Regions from separate parts of the Homo sapiens genome. Here region 1 is linked to region 2. A link is an interaction called in ENCODE POLR2A ChIA-PET data of the cell type or tissue named here. Cell type or tissue: GM12878. All regions are shown on one strand. Each heading gives the region's core, and the rest is flanking DNA. Links, peaks and the distances in the headings are about the cores only.

Region 1 (8,705 bases), core at 261-8,260, 53 kb after region 2:
CCTAAAATCGACAAGAAGAGAACAGCAATAATTATATTGCCTTGGCCTGTGGTCAGAGCAAGTCAGTTGGCTGAAATGACAAATGACAACCATTCTGGATCTTGGAACATATAGGCATTCCTCAAGTATTCCTTGAAATAATTGGGAAAGAAAACATTGTCAACATACGGATTTCCTGATGTCTGTCAAGCAAAATGGAATTCAAGCTGTACTGGCTTGGGATATTTAAAGGAAGTGTGACACTATAATAAACTTAAATTTTTAAATAGAGGTGCCCTTGGAGGAACATTTAGCACTATTAATTCATTATGCTAATGAAAAACCAAAGCTCGCAGGAATTGTTAGAGCCTCAGTTCCTCGATCTTTAAAATAGAAAGTTTGACAAGACCATCTTAAGTAATTCAATTCTTAAAGACTTGGGACTCTATAAATTAACTTGATAACAAGCTCTAGCATTCAATATTGGAAAGAAATCCAAAGTAGACCTGGATACTTTAAAATTGTGCATATGAGATAAAATTAGCATGCTTTTTAATTTTTTCTTCTTTCTTTCTTTCTTTCTCTCTCTCTCTCTCTCTCTTTCTCTCTTTCTTTCTTTCTTAGAGTGCAGTGGTATGGCTGACTGCATCCTCAAATTCCTGGGCTCAAGCAATCCTCCTGCTTCAGCTTCCTGAGTAGCTGGGACTACAGGTGTGCATCAGCATGCCTGGGTGATTTTTGCTTTTTTTTTTTTTTTTTTAGATATGGGGTCTTTCTCTGTTGCCCAGGCTGGTCTCCAGCTCCTGGGCTCAAACAATCCTCCCACCTCAGCCTCCCAAAGCATTGGGATCACAGCATAAGCCACCACACCTGGCCTCATAAGCAGTTTTCTTTCTTCTCAGGAATGTTTCTGGGGTCAAAAGTGATTATTATAGAAGTAATAATCATCATTAAGGATGGTTTAATGCTAAATATAAAGTGGCAAATTACTAAAAAAAAAGCTTATGAAAATATGCCTTGGAACATTTTGGTAAATAGTGGATGAGCAAGGGAGTGAGTGGGCAAATAACATTTTTAAAAATCTCGAAAACAAAAGCATATAGTCATAGTCTTTCATCTAAAGTGCTTTAGAAAATATGGCTCTACCTCCAAAATATGTATAAATCTGATCACTTACCACCTTCACCGTTTCATGTTGATCTAACCACCATCATTTCTTGCCTGTGTTATTTCAGTCTTAAACGGTTCCCTGTTTCCACTCAAGCCCTATAGTCTATTCTTAATACCACAGCCAGAGGTATCCTTTAAAAATGTATCAGATTGTCACTCCTTTGCTTAAATGTCCCTTCACCCAAATAGCTTCTCATCTCATGCAGATTAAAGCTAAAGTCCTTCCAATGCTTACAAGTCTCCTCTGAGCTGGCTGCCCACTACCTCATTAGCTCTTTCCTACCACTCTCCTCACTCACTGGCTTTGGTCTAATCACACAGGCCACTTCTATTCTTCAAACACACCATGCAAGCTCTCACCTCAGAGCATTTACATTTCTCGTCCCTCTGCCCAAATGCTATTTCAAGTCACATAGTGGCATGACTCCCTCCCTCATTTCCTTTATTCCTGCTTAAATGTCACTTTTTCCTTACGGTCTTCCCTGATCACCTTATGTAAAACAGCAACAATAACCCCTCCCCAGCTTGGCACTCTCTATTTCTCCTCACTTAGCTTTTTCTCCATTGTGCTAATCACACAATGAATATGTTCATTGTCTGTCGCTTTCTGTTAAAATGGATATAAGAACTGTGTTTTATTCACTGCTGTATCCCTAGAGCTTAGAACAAAGTCTAGGACAAAAGGGATACTCCATAAATATTTGTTGAATGAATAAATGAATGCAACTTATTTATTTGTTTGTTTGTTTGTTTGAGACACGTCTTGCTCTGTCGCCCAGGCTGGACTGCAGTGGTGCAATCATGACTCACTGCAGCCTCCATCTCTACAGCTCAGTTGATTCTCCCACTTCAGCCTCCTGAATAGCTGGGACTACAGGCACGTGCCACCACATCAGGCTAATTTTTAAATTTTTTTGTGGTGACAGGGTCTTCCTATGTTGCACAGGCTGGTCTTGAACTCCTGATTTCAACAGATCCTCCCACCTTGGCCTCCCAAAGCATTGGGATTATAGGCATGAGCCACCATGCCTGGCCACTAATGCAGTTAAATATTAGGAATTTGTTATATAATATTACAAGAAGTTAAGAGGTAATTTTCCACAAGTCTGTCTCAGTTGTTCAATGGTGTCATCAAAGACCTTCCACTATGCCATCTTCAGGGTGCTGGCTCCTGTCATATGGGTTGCTTCAAGGTTGCAAAATGGCTGCTGCAGTTCTAACCATCACAGTCACTCACAAATATTTGCATGCAATCATTCAGTTAGTAAGTAAATTTTATGAGACAGTACTAAATACCAGGCATTATTGTAAGCATGGGAACATAACCATAAACAAAACTGAGGAAGTCACTACTCTCATGAAGCGAGCCGGGCTGGAGTACAGTGGCACAATCACAACTCACTGCAGCTATGACCTCCCAGGCTCAAGCCATCCTCTTGCCCCAGTCTGCCAAGTAGCTGGAATTGCAGGTGTGCACCATCCTGCCTGGCTAACTTTTGTGTTTTTTGTAGAGACGAGGTCCCACTATTTTGACCAAGCTGGTCTGGAACTCCTGGGCTCAAGCAATCTGCCCACCTCAGCCTCTCCAAGTGCTGGGATTTCAAGCATGAGCCACCGTACCTGGCCCTCTTTATATAACTTTTAATCATGAAGAAAAATATTTCTCTGAAGCCACCAAACTTCCTTCATGGGTCAGCATTATGTCACATGAGTAACCCTCCTTATAAAGGAAGCTGGGAAAGCAAGTCTCCAAAATTTTCGGCCTCTATCATGACAGGTGGTCATGATAGAGGAAAGAAGAAGTAAAGGGAACAGCTGCCCAAGAGGCAACCAACAGTATTTGCTACAAATCATGCTAAGCATAGGTAGTCATTCAGTATCTGCTTTTTGATAAAGCATTAAGGTTGACAATTATTGCCCTGTGGCTGAAATTTAATATTTCTCTCTGAAAGTTTTTGCCTTCTAAGTTTCTGTCACTTATTCTAACAGCCTTAATCATGCAGCAGCTCCAACATTCTAACAAACATGCTTTGGAAATTCACCAAGAAATGCTGGCTTGCTCCCAGGACTAAGTGATGGCATTTAATTTGCTCACCTGGAAAGAAGGACAATTCCAGAAAAGACCATTTCTTCTTGTATTACTTATTGGTCAACCAGCAACCTTTAAGTCAAAGCTGTGAATATATATAATCTGTCAGGCTTCTCTATGTTTTCTTCAGGACCAAGCCTCAGTTTCAAACTTCTTTTGTCCAGTGTAACTGCAAGACCCACTTTAGACTCTTCACTTCGCTTCTCCGTGGGCAATAAAGCAGCAGTTCCATCACCATTGTCCAAACAGCAAATGAGAAGTGATGTTTCAATATAAGCTACTGTCTGGAAAAGAAGAGAAAGAGGCAGCTTTTCTGACAGAGCCGTTCACACTTTTCCTGCACAGCTGGGAGACATTAGCTGAATTTCCCCAGACTGGTCTGCTTTCTGGCATGGTAAATTAAAAACCCTGAGAGCCTCCAAGGTAAGCTGGATTTCTATCATACACATTTAGCAGCTAAATCACCAAAAGTCACTTTCGAAAATTCACGCAAAGCTGCATCTTTACCCAAGGTCAAGAGTTCAGCAGAAGTTAGCACAAAGGGGATTGTGGGCAGGAGGCAAGAAAAGGGAGAGAAAATATCGATAGATTATCTCTATTCAAAAGCTGCTTTTATTTTGAGGAACTTTGTGCTCAGAAAAGTAGATAGAAGATAGTTCTGCAATAAATAGTATAGGACATATATGAAAAGAATAAATAATATTTCAATGTATGTCAATTTCCATTTCTGCCACCATATTAAGGAGATGGGAAGAGCATTAAAAGAGCCATAGGCCCATCACATTGGTTCATGCCTATAATTCCAGCACTTTGGGAGGCCAATGTGGGAGGATCACCTGAGGTCAGGAGTTTGAGACCAGCCTGGCCAACATAGTGAAACTCCATCTCTATTAAAAATACAAAAACTTAGCCGGGTGTGGTGTCGGGCACCTGTAATCCCAGCTACTTGGGAGGCTGAGGCAGAAGAATCGCTTGAACCTAGGAGGTGGAGATTGCAGTGGGCCAAGGTCATTCCACTGCACTCCAGCCTGGGTGACAGAGTGAGACTCTGTCTCAAAAAAAAAAAAAGCTAGATTTTGGTCCCACATCATGACTAATTAACAGTGAGATTTTGAACATGTCATTTAGCTATGGGGCTCAAAGTCCTATCCCCTTCACTTTATGGGAATTTAGTTATGAAAAATTCTATTTCCCCAGGTATTTTGTGATCTATTATCAGCTTTTGATTCCATAGATAAGGACAATCTCTGGGCTTTTTGTTTACATTCTGCCTTATTCCACAAGGAATCTCAGGCTGCTCTGTGGGCCAACTTACATGACTTTGGTGTAGATCTCAGATTTTAAATGTTTATCTAAATCAATATGGCAATACCAGAATGGATTTTGAAAGAGTCAATTCTAATTTTAAATGGCTTAAAACCAGACTGCACCTAAACATTTTTATTTATAATTTTTGCCTAAGTAATTTATTCTGGCTCAAAAGATCTATATATTTTCTCCTATATATGCCCCAACATATAGATAAACATAGAGACAAGCATCCTTCCCTATGCTGATGATGTAATCTTACTATTATAAGAATATCCTCAAGAAAAATGGAACCTGCTGGCAAATTGCCAATTTGAATTTAAAGAAAAAAAGAATCTTATCACAAAGAGACCATACTTTTTGCATTTAGATCTGTGGTTTCTCTATTTTGTGAACAGGGGGATCTCTGGGGCAGGGCTAAAGAGAAAGAGAAGAGGCAAGTGGTTGTGGCTCCAGCCTCACCCCACCCCGAAAGAGGAGTGTTTTTGTTTGGTCATGTGTTTATTTATTAGACTTCTACACAAATGTTATTCAAAAAAAGGAACTCACTGATTTAAAAAAAAATCTGATCTAGGTGAAAAGAGGCAAAATCAGGAGCCACTGGAATGAATCTTGCCCATGGAATTTTTTGTCCTGTAATACATCATTAAAATGTTTAGATATGTTGCCAATATTTAATTATTTTACATAAAAATTCTGGATTTCTGGGTCTTTTGACAATTGGGGAGGACTGGAAACACTGAGATGCATTCCCACACAACAATGAACTGGAGCTGTGTATTAGCTGAACAGCTTTAGAAAGTCACACACTTTCTAATTCACTATGTCCCCGCTACTCCCTAGTTTTTATCCACCTAATTGTATTCACACATTTATTTCACTTGTCTCACACTTGGGGGAATTCTGGGAGGTGGCCCTAATCTACATGTATCTCAACACCAGTACATTCTGGTATGTTGACTGGGATGTGCTCCTACTTAAAATTAAACTTCTGAGTTGGCCACATTGAGTCTATGGGACAGGATTCAGTAGCTTCAACAAAGGGTTTGTTTCAGCATTTGAACAGATCCATGGACTTTGCCCTGCCTTAGCTGCTTTGAAGTGTTTTATGAAGAGGAACTGGTTCCATCTGGGCATAACTTCAAGTGGAACTAGGAGGCCGTCAGTTTTCTCATAATCTCTAAAGAGGTATGATTGCAAATCTGCCTTTAAACAGCAGCTCAGAGCTTCTTCACCCTTCTACACTGTACAGCAATCTCAGACAGAATCGTAGTCAAGAGGAGACATACTGGAAAATTGTCTAAAGCAGTGCTTTTCAAACTTGTTTTTACTACAACGTGCAGTAAGGGATGTATTCAGCCACAGGTATACACACTTCCACATGCACACACACACACTCATATACACACACACAAGTTTTATGTTACAGTACTTACCCTTAATACAAATACTCTATTTGTACACATGTACATATGAATACATATGAAATCCATTTTTTCATTCCTTAAAGTGCTGTTGGTAACCTACTATCTAGATCTCACAAATTGTAGGTCATAATTTGCAGTTTGGAAAACATAGGTTTAAAGAACATGCTGTTAATTCATCTCCTAGATTTTTAAAGTTCTCTCTTCATATTAGCTAAATTATAAAAACATGCCTATATGATATTATTTTAGTTCTCTATGGACCTGCATCTCTGAATTATGAACTAATATATTACCCTTGCTTTTCATCAGGTGCTGTGATAAGAAATGGCCATTTTCTTGCCAAGTGTCCCTTGTAGGGCAATATTCCTTTATAGTGTGACATACTGTGTTCCTCTTGGAGTCCAAGAAAAGTTGATTTTCCTGACTGGTGTGTAATCTTCTACTAGATAATCATTATTGAATAACATCTTTTATTTCCCATTTTACCGTAACTGTTAGCAAACTTACAACTTTAGTACTTGCCTGTTGTAGCTTTTCTTCACCTAGATTCTCTAGTCTTATTATTTCTTTCTCCATGTCTGCAATCTAACTGCCTTTGCTTTCGTCAGTTCTCATCTAAATTACTACAATAGTTTCTAGTCACTTTCCCTGCCTCCTCTCATTCTAATCCTTATTCCACACTGCTGTGGAATGATTTTTCTAAGACACAAATGTGATGACCTAAAGAGAAAAGATTATTCCCCTGCTTCAAATTCTTCCATGGACCTCCTTGAACATCAGTTTCAAGTGCTGTGGCTTGCACGTAAGGATTTTTTTGGAAACTAGGTTCGATAAATATTGCTTATGTAATATTAACATTTGTAATTCTCAAAAAACTTTGATAGAAAAAAGAAAAACATCTAAAGGGCCAATAAACAATGTTGATCAAATGATTGTGATATGATTTTTGGTATGTGCATACGGAAGTTTAAAATGATGCCTATATACCTAAGAATATTCTTAACTATCCAACGAAAGAAAAAAGTCTACATATGGATCTTAAACTAGCAACTCAAAAGCCAGATTCATCCCTCGTTTAGCTTGTCATGAACAATGTTTTAGATATTGGATATCTTTACATGGGCACTTGGTTTCTAGTTCACTACTCTCAAGCTTCCTACACATAGTTCATCACATTCATTTTAGTTACCTGCCAGATCCCTAGTGGCTTCAGAATTTATCGTATTTGTTAGAAAGTTGAAAGGTTCAAGAGAGGTTTTCTCACCTTAATCTGTTCTTCTCCCAAATGTTGGTTTTGCTTCTGCTTTTTGTATCCTTTCCAGGTTTGATTCTAAAAGCATCTGAAATCCTAAAGATAACAGAGTTGTCTTCCTATCAGCTCAGGAAAAAAGAAAAACAAATAAAAACTTAGGTAAAGTTTTTGAAAAAGGCGTCTCTGATGAAGTGGCATTTAAGCTGAGAAATGAAGAATGAGGAGGAATGGGCTATGCAAAGCAACAAAGGATGTTCTAAGAGAGGTAACAGCAAGGGCAAAGGGCCTGAGACAGGAAAGAGGTTAGTGTGTTAGGTCAATGTGAGCTGGACTTAGTAAGAAACAGAAAGAACTGGTAGCATGTTAAAAAACATTGCCAAGGTTGGGAACATGAAGCACTCCATAGGCCATGATAAGGAGTGTAGATTTTGTTCAACATGCAACAGGAACCCTTCAATACTTTTGGGTAAGGAGTAATTGGTATGATTTCAGTTTTTAAAAGATTATTCTGCTGCCATGCAGAGAATGGCTTGTACAGGGCTAATAAAGGAAGCTAGGAGACCTTCTAGGAGGCTACTGCAATAGAATAGGTGAAGGATGATGGTGGCTTGAGCTAGGTGACAGCGGTGGAGGTGGAAAAAGTAGATGGACTTGACATATATTCTGGAATATAAATTGTAGGAATTGCTGATTGGCTACATGTGAAGGTGATATTTAAAAAAGGACTAATTTCAGGACCATTTCCCTGGTTTCAGGTATTATTAACTGAGTGGATGATGGTAACATTTACCATGAGAAAACTGAGGAAGGATGAAGGTGTATGGCAACTGTGGCCAGGGAGCAGGGAACAGCCATGGCTAAGCATTTTATTCTAAGCATGTTCAGTCTGAAATCTATCAGTCATCAGATAGATGGGATTTAGAGGAGAAGTTCTAGTCTTGAAACACAGATTTTACAACAGATAAAGACAATTTTGAACCTTAGTCAGAGAGTATAAATAGGAAAACAAAGGGAGGAACTCAATCCAAGATCAGTGAAACTACAACAGTAAGAGTTGGAGTAAAGGAAGGAGAGCCAGCAAATACTACTGAGAAAGTGCAGCTAAAAAAGAAAGAAGAAAACAAGAAGACTCTGGTGCCACCAAAACCATCTAGAAGGAAAAGTTTTTAACCTTACTGAATGATGCTGAAAAGTTAAGGTAAGATCTGCATAGGATTTTGCAAACTGAAGGTGGTTGGTGAGTAGTAGAATGGAAGCCAAATAGAAAGGGGTTGAGGAGAAAACGTTAAGTGAAAAACTGGTGATGGCATATGTAGGGATAAGCTGAGCTTCTCAATGAGTAGCTTTGCATATCTGCATGGGCTCCTTGGGTAGCTTAAAGCATTACGAAAATATGAAGTTGCAGAACATGGTTTTACTATGTATTTACCATGAGAGTGCCTTTCAGTTTGAAGTCACGTTTTCTCTTGATTCAGTTGCT
Region 2 (8,705 bases), core at 349-8,348:
CCACTGAATCTGGACTGGTGGGCCTGTGACTTCCTTCAACTGATAGGATGCAGGAGAAGAGACAGTCAGACAGTTACAAGGCCTAAGCCTGTAAGAAAGACGGTAGCTTTGAGTCATGGTGTAAGACATCCAGCTACTTTGCTGGAAAGACCATGTAGAGACACCACATGTAGAGGCCAGTTGAAAGAGAGAAAGGAATCAGTAACTTCTGCCTTTACCAGCTACAGTCCCAGACTTAGGCATCCTTGCCAGGGTATCTATCAGATTCGTGAGAGGAGAATCCTGGGTGTTTAAGCGTATCCACAATCTGATCACAGCTGCAAAGAGACCCTAAGTGAGACCACCAGAAGAACCATCTAACAGAGACTATTTAAAAGTGGTGGGAGAAATAGTATGCAAAATGGCCTCTGAGTTCAGTCCGTGTTGGAGCTTAGGCTGACTTCGTTCATTCAAATAGACATTCTTCAGAATGCCAAACCACAAGCCATATAATTTTATTATGCAGATTTATTGCATATTAAAATTGTTGTTGTTTTAAGCCACTAAATATTGAAGTAGTTTGTTCTGCAGCAATATATAACCAAAACATATGTTAAGGCAGAAATTTAGAGTGAAGTTGGGACTCTCAAATTCACACAGTAACTTATTTCCAGACCTAGATTTTCCATTTTGTTCCATGTTTTCATCCTTTTGTCTCCTTGTTGCACTAAGACAAAAATCTTAGTGACACAATTTAGGATTTTTAGGACACTTTTGATTCTCAGGGATTTAAGAATGATCCACTAGAACCTACAACAAAGAATGCAAATAAAAGCAGTTCTGTAACTTGGATTCTCCAATATGCTGAAAGTGCGCAATCTTGTTTCATTTCCCAAAGTATTAGGCTTTCTGAATCAGGCCTTCAATCTAGTGAAGTGTCTGTAAGAGTAAAATGGCACACACCACACAGGCTCATAAAATCATAATAATAATAAAAACCCCTCAGACTTTTTTTTTTTTTTTCAGCTGTGAAGCAGCACCTGCCATTAGCTGTGGTGGTTCCTATTTTCATATTGTCTGACAGTAGCAGTTGGATCACACTTGAGCCAGTGTGACTGAGAGGCGGGCTCCCTGCTTCCACAAAGCTGAATTTAATAAGATGAGAACAGCATGCCAAGATGGGGAGCTCCCTCCCTGACACTTATCCTGACACCAGCCCCTCAGCGGGGCCGTATTGCTGTGGTAATCTGGGTGAGCCGGACAGAGCGTCCTGCTTACAAGTTCAATATAATGGAACAGCAGGGGGCGAAGGGCTGGCAGAAAAGCTTAGCAAAGTTAAAGCCTATTACTCTATGCTTGAGGAAAAATGAGTCACCAAATATTACACCCAGAGCAAGACTTGAACCTGCCAAATGCAGCAGCAACACACGCTAAGTCTTGTCCATAATGGTGCATTCATTATCCTATGGTCCAGGGTAATGTGGATTTAAATGTTTTTAACCCTAATGGAAATGTATATGCAAATTTTCCCTTAAGCCCATCCCTCCCTCAGTGTTCTTTTGCCCTATTTGAATCTAATAGGCAAGGTGACTGTACACTGCATATGTCAAAGAAAATGATGCCTTCTTTATCTGCCGTCAGTAGCAAGAAGAAGGCAAGAAACTGGACAGAAATCTTTCAGCTGCATGTTATGGCTATTGTTGTTGCTGTTCTGTTTTATGCCTCTTGTGGTGTTGAATTTAAAATTAATGGAAGAAATAGCATGCAAATGATCTCTGTGTTCAGTCCTGATTGAGGCTTAGGCTGGCTTAGTTAATTTTAATATCAGCTCTTCAATATAAGTGAATTCTAACACAAACTCTTCAATATAGATAGGTTTTGATACAAGTTCTTCAATGCTGGCCATTCAAATCAAACTCTTAGAAGTGGAACAGATTTGCCGTATATTTTCCATCAACCAGTGCCCCAGAACTTACATATTTCCATCAACCAGTCTAGGACTTTGTCTAACTGAAAGACTATTATTTAGAATCCTGATCCTTAGGACTCTAGGACTCAGTCTTTTTTTTGAAAGAATGACAATAGAACTAAGACTTGTGATTCCTCCTGCTTCCCTAGATTAGCTACTACCAGATTTTCATTACAGCAGAGGCCACTGAGATAATCAATTATGGTGTTAATGACAACAGCCACCAATTACTGAGTTCTTATCATGGGCCAGGTGCTTGGTTGGGTAATTTATGCCCATTATCTCCAATTGTTATATAGTGCATCATAAATGTTCTCATACTGTTCTTCAGATGTGCAAAGAAATTTCACCTTTTTTATTTACAGCTGGCCAAATCTTATTCTTCATGGTTTTCCAACGGAGATACAACATTAAATGTCAGACCCTTTGGATGTATAGTGTCTTTCAGCTATATACTCAGTCTTTTAGGTTTCCTCTCTTTCCCCTTGCTCCTCTTGAACATGGTGTCTGAAATGCATGTGCTTAGCACCAGTGGTGAATGAACACTCTAGACTCATGTTAGTTCTTGGGTTCCTGGAGGCCCTACCTTGGGATGGCTGGCCTGACCAACTGCATAGACTGAAGAGCAATCAGGTTCTAACCAGCTATTTGGAGCTTCCTGCTGGCCTAATACTAGAGACTGTGATCCTGGCCTATTAACTCTGTTTATGAAGCCTTCAAATGTTGCAGACTCTGACCATCCCAAGGTGTATGACAGTCCACCTTCTGTCTCTTACATTCTGTGTCCCCACATCAGGACATGTAGGAATACCTGTATGCCCTTCATGCCAGGCGCAGGCCAGGGGGAGCAAGCCCACTTCCTCAGTCTCATCTCTCATCTCTCTTGTTCTTCTGTCGTTCAGTGGTGTACTTTTCTTCCCACTCCATAAGGACATGGTGCAGAGATTAATGGGAGATCCTTCCTAAGATCTTAGCTGTGTCTAGGGAAGTAGACCACTAATCTTTATGTCTCGGGGGTATCCTAGAAACATCTAAATATTTCCATTGTCCTCTCACTTTATTTATTTATTTACTTATTTATTTATTTATTCATGCATTCATTCATTGAGATGGAGTCTTGCTCTGTCACCCAGGCTGGAGTGCAGTGATGCGATCTCTGCTCATTGCAACCTTGGCCTCCTGGGTTCAAGCGATTCTCTTGCCTCAGCCTCCTGAGTAGTTGGGATTATGGGCATGCATCACCATAACCAGCTAATTTTTATATTTTTAGTAGAGATGGAGTTTCACCATTTTGGCCAGGCTTGTCTCAAACTCCTGACCTCAGGTGATCCACCCCCCTTGGCCTCCCAAAGTGCTGGGATTACAGGCGTGAGCCACCATGCCCGGCCCTGTCCTCTCACTTTAAATGCAGGACAAGGAGTGAGGAAAATGGGAATCCTGACATCTGACCTCCTTCATTTATCATTCACACTTTTCTTCTTTTAACACTGCCCTGGGCACAGAAGCAGGGCTTGCCCCTTCCTCTTCCTGCCTAGCCAGACCCCCATACCTCATATGAGTTCTTGTTGTACTCTAATTGCCCTAATTTAGGTTCCCCAGAAACAGACAAGGAATCAAATGGAAGTAGTATATTTGGGAGGGGCAAAAAACACCAAAGTGGGAAAATGAGAGAGGCAGGCAGTAAATAAATGGTGCATTATAGACCAGTTACCGCTGTGGGCAAGTGGACCTTAATCCCATGGGTAACAGAGTAGAGCACATGTTCAGAGTTATTCCACCCAAGGGTTAAGGAAGCTGCAGCATTTATACATCAATTCCTCTATTTGCTGTTGCTTCAGACAAAGCCACAGGACCTCAGCCATGGATTATCTGATTCAAAATGACTTTAACAGTTAAATTCTGACAGTTGAGACTTGCAATTTTCCCTAAAAATTATTTCATTAATTTGTGAACCTTTTTCTTCTACCTCTTGATCTGAAAGCCAAACAGCCAAACAAGCAGGAACCATGACAGTGTTCATTCCAGTTCAGCTAAAGACATGCATTAAAACAAAATAATTTGGTTGTGTATCACCAACCAAGTATCACAAGCAGTTCATCGCTTTGGCAGAAAGTAATAGCTTTTAAATAAAAATCCAGCTAACGTTTTTGATCAAACTATAGTAGTTACAAAAGGAATTTATTTCCTCTTATAAATCAGAGTAATACCTCAGCCCTGGAGGGCTAAACTCTCTTTTATTTCTCAACTTTTTGAATATGCTGGTCTCTCTTGTCTCTGAAACATCCTCCCATCAAACTTCCACTATCCTTGTCTTCACAGACAACCTTTAGGTATCACTTTACATGTAATTTCCTCTGAAAATCTTTCTTCCATTCTGCCACTCATCTTCCAATTCCCAAGAAAGCACTTTACTCATAGCACAAGGTATTTAACCTGCCATAGAGTGCATCTATCTGTGAAGTAATGACCAGTTTTCCTCTCTGAAGCCCACTAGCTCATGAGTTCATAAATATAAGGAGTGCTTTCTAAATAAAAGTAGCTTGACACCTAGCATGGCTTACATGCTCAAAGCGGTTACACAGTGAGTGAGTTACACTTGCTTTCAGTTCCCATGAAGCCTCACCTAGATTAGGAGATAGCACCCGTACTCAGAAAGGCCTGGGATGGAATCCTAATTTACCTCCTCTGTGACTTTTGGCAAATTGCCTAACCTCTGTAATCTTCTGTTTCCTCATTTGTGTTAAAACATTAATATTTACCTGTCAGTGATGTTGTGCCACTAAATGAGATGTAAGTCAATTGCTTGGTATTTTATATAGCAAATGGTAAGCATTCAATAGCTGGGAAGTGGATTCTACTGCCACTTCTCAACAGAGGGTACTTGGAATCATATTAATACTTATAATGTATTTATTCCTACTATCACAGCAGTCTGAGAGGCTGAATATATAAAGTACTGGTTCTCAAACTTTTGCATGTATTAGAATGCACAGAGTACATATATATATACGGGCCCTAGCTCTAAAATTTCTGATTAAGTAGGTATAGGGCGGGGTCCAAGAATTTGCATTTCTGACAGTCTCCTAGATGACACTAATACTACACTGATGGGCCTGGCACCAACCTTTGAGAACTGATTCTTGCTTTCTTCACATCTCCCTCAGCCCAGACAGCTGCACATGGGAGTCACTCAAAAAGCTTTCAAAATTACTAATGTGTGAGTCCCATACTATAGATTTCTAGTTTAATAATAGGTCTAGGGTTCAGCCTGAGCATTAGTGTTTTGAAAGTTTCCCAAGTGATTCTAATGAGAAGCCAAGGTTGAGAACTGGGGCCCCAGGTGCATGTCAATGAAGCCTTGCATCTCAAAGTGTGGTTTTCAGACTAGCGGCATCCACATCACCAGGAAGCTTGTTAGAAATGCGCAAACTCAGACCCCACCTGGACCTGACTAATCAGAATCTGCATTTTAAATAAGATCTTCCAAAGGATTCTTGTTCACGTAAAGTTTGAGAAGCTCTGAAACACGGAGTCCTCTCACCCAGCTCACATCAGAGGAAGTATTACCAGATCTTACCTTTGCTTCAGGGATTTTCTTTCCTAAAAGACCAGGATTTAAGACAAAATGAGGAACTCATTACCTATGACCTTTCCCCCAAAACAGGGGTTTTTACTCCTACATTGCAGGCATGAGTCTGAGAACCCTTCACTCATTGTCCCCATCCTTTTCTCCTCTCTATCTTCTCAGACTCAGTTTTCATCTCCAGACACAGCCTTCATCACACCTATTTATTAATGCCAAGGATTCATACTCTGATTCAAGTAAAGACAGGAGGCAGGATCAATGTCTTAGTAAAATTCAGAAAAATGAAACTCCTCTTTTAAAATATGTTAGCACCTGGTTTCTCCCTAAATTACCCTAACACACAAATGTGTTGAGTATTAAAATAAAATCTTTATCCACTACAGGCTGGAAAGTGGAAAGTAACATTGAAGGGATGCCTAATGATTTGGAAAAAGAAAAAGATCCAGCTGCATTAGTGAAGAAATTATGAGGTGTCTATGACCAGAGAAACATGAAATGTGCTAATTGAATGCCCTCAGATGCCATTATCAGTGAGGCCCCTCCAGAGCCAGCAGCACAGGCTCATCTGAGCAGAAACCTGAGCTAACAGCAAAGAGAACTGTCTTGATGGCCTAAGTAGGGTTCTAGGGTGCATGAGTCAGCAGGCGAGCGTCCTTGTGCATGGGAGTTCATTAGGAATCTTCCATAATCAAGAGTGAAAATCACCTCTGGTTGAGTGTGCCATTATGTATTTGAAACCCAGAGAGAGGACAAGTTTTATTTTTAGAGAGAACAATAACAGCCATATTAGGAATACGTGCATGCACACATTGCAGTCATGTACACACGCACACACCCACACACACTCCAAATCACAACTCTTGTTACTCCAAATGTATTCCATGAACCAGTAGCATCAGCATCATCTGACCCCACCCTGTACCTACAGTTTACGCATCTGCATTTTAACAAGATGCTCAGGTCATTTGACGCACTTTAAAGTTCGAAAAGAATTACTATAGACCAGTGGTTCACAGCTTTGGCTGTGCACTAGAATCACTCAGGAATTTCAATATGCAGCAAATTTTGACAGCCAATGGTCTAAAATCAAAGATAAAATTATGCCCTCTCTTTTCCCTTCAAATTGAGCCCTTTCACCACTTTTAAAACAGGTCTTTGATGTGCAAGAGAAATGCTTTAACACTGCTATTGAAAGATAACTCTTAGACAAGATCAGGTGCATTCAGGGTGGTATGGCCATAGACAGCTAATGGCTCCTCTAAAGACTAACTTTATTCTCTTCTAGTAATTATGTCTTTAGCTATAAGCTTACTGAGAATACAAACCGTGACTTACTTTGTATAATATCAGATTTCAGGCAAACCAAAGGGCTTGGGCCAGCATCAATGCTTAACCAATGTTTGTAATTAATGATAAATTACTGATAATAAGTGAAAGCTCAGAATTCTGCCTTCTCTGTGCTATTCATTTTTTTGTACATTTCAATTATGGAAGACATTGTTAGGATTATATCTCTTCATAAATATTAGAAGCTCTTTGAAATGCAGGAACACATTACTTCTTCTCCCCCCCATCCAAATATATAATATATTAATAAATACAGAGCATATATTCAGTGACTCTAAATCTCATTTAATATCCTTAAGTTTTGATGAAACTAGAAGGCAGGATTTTTACATAAGAACATTTGAATTTTTGTAATTATGAAGCATGCATTACTGGGAGTTTGCTGCATTTTACATAAGAACTTTTTAATTAATGAGAATTCCTCAGGAATGAAAAAACAGCTGTCAATAATAATTTTCTTAAAACTAATGTCTTCTAAGATATGTCATAGATTTAGAATATATTCAACAGAGTACACTGCACTTTACTTTCTATAAATCTGTGCAGTGAGTTTCTGTGTTTGGAATGATTACACTAGACAAGGGGTTGGCAAATGTTTTCTGTAAAGGACCAGGTAGTAATTTTTTTTTCTTTGTTTCACCAGCCATGCAGCCTCTGTCACACCTATCTACTCTGATATTGAAAACAGCCGTAGACAATAAGTAAGCAAATTCTTGTACTTGTGTCCTAAAAAACATTATGAGAACAGGTGGATTTGGCCCACAGGATATAGTTTTTCAACCCCTACAGCTGGATTATGTTAAGAGGTAAATGTGGAGTAAATTATACTTACAAAGGCAAAATAAATTAGTTTTGGTAGAAACTAGAGTATAAACAACTGCCAAACAATGCAAACACACATACTTAGATACTATTTTCACAGAGAAAAGGAAACTATAAATCCTTACCAAATCTTTCAGAGCTAATGTGGGGGTGGAGAGTGAGAAAATGCTCTGTTAACTTGTAACCTTAAGAAATATATAATTAACCAGGACATGATATTACTCAAATAGTCATATTATTCACAATTTTCTGTAAAGATCGTAGCAACAAAAGACTGTAGGATGACTTCTTCTCCACTATGGAGAGAATCAAGTGATGACTTCAGTAAGTGAACTGGAAACATAACCCACCTTAGTTTTCCAGCGGAAGTAGGGCAACGAGAAAGTCAGCCAGGAGCTGATGGAAACACCTATAGTCAAAATAATGTCTGTTATACTGTAAAAGCTCTTAGTCTTTTGATTTGTGCATTGATCAAAGACCATTTCAGGGTTGAAACTGTTGAATCCTAAGTGGATAGGTAAAGAGCTTCAGGTTCCCTGGTAATTTGGAGATTCCTTCCCTCAGAGGACATAGTAATTAGCCAGGAGGATACTCAGCCAAACCTAGTATGCTATTGTGGGTCTCTTAACAATGTCTAACTCAATGGCCTTCACCACTCATGACACCAAATGCACACACAAGAAAATGGATTTCTCTAGCAAATAAGATGTTAAAATATTAGCTTGGTCTTAACAGATGGTCCTCCAAGTTTAATCTGGTTTGATAATTTCAGAAGACATAAATTTTTGTTTGATCAGAATTGATTATCAGAGCACACTCCTGGTTAAATATTCTGGATTTGAAAAAGAAATTTAGTTTCACTCAGGGGTTCAGCAAGCTGGTGTCTGGTTTGTTGTTGTGATGGTGGTAGTGGTTTTCTTGTGGGGTTCGGTTTAAGACCCACCTATTAAGCTCTTTACCATCTCCTTCTTTCTTCCTCATTCTAGAAGTATTTCTCCTCCA

What was found. Peaks named below come from ENCODE experiments on the same cell type or tissue, not always from the same donor. Only the 100,000 strongest peaks of a DNase experiment are listed, where the experiment ranks them.
Region 1: POLR2A ChIA-PET joins it to region 2 with 15 read pairs; 3 of 35 experiments call an interaction of 5 or more read pairs at or near these places.

The regions. Positions count from the first base shown.
Region 1 is chr3:28,129,557-28,138,261 of GRCh38, forward strand. LOC105377008 (a long non-coding RNA gene) reads right to left here and starts at 7,444. Exons shown (of 3, transcript XR_940674.3): 1 at 7,238-7,444; 2 at 3,245-3,522. In GM12878, for the core only: no CTCF peak of the experiment used is centred there; no DNase peak of the experiment used is centred there.
Region 2 is chr3:28,076,534-28,085,238 of GRCh38, forward strand. No RefSeq gene overlaps it. Among named protein-coding and RNA genes, the nearest start is that of LINC01967, 52 kb to the left of the region's middle. RefSeq lists a silencer at 5,321-5,370. In GM12878, for the core only: no CTCF peak of the experiment used is centred there; a DNase peak (open chromatin) is centred at 5,168.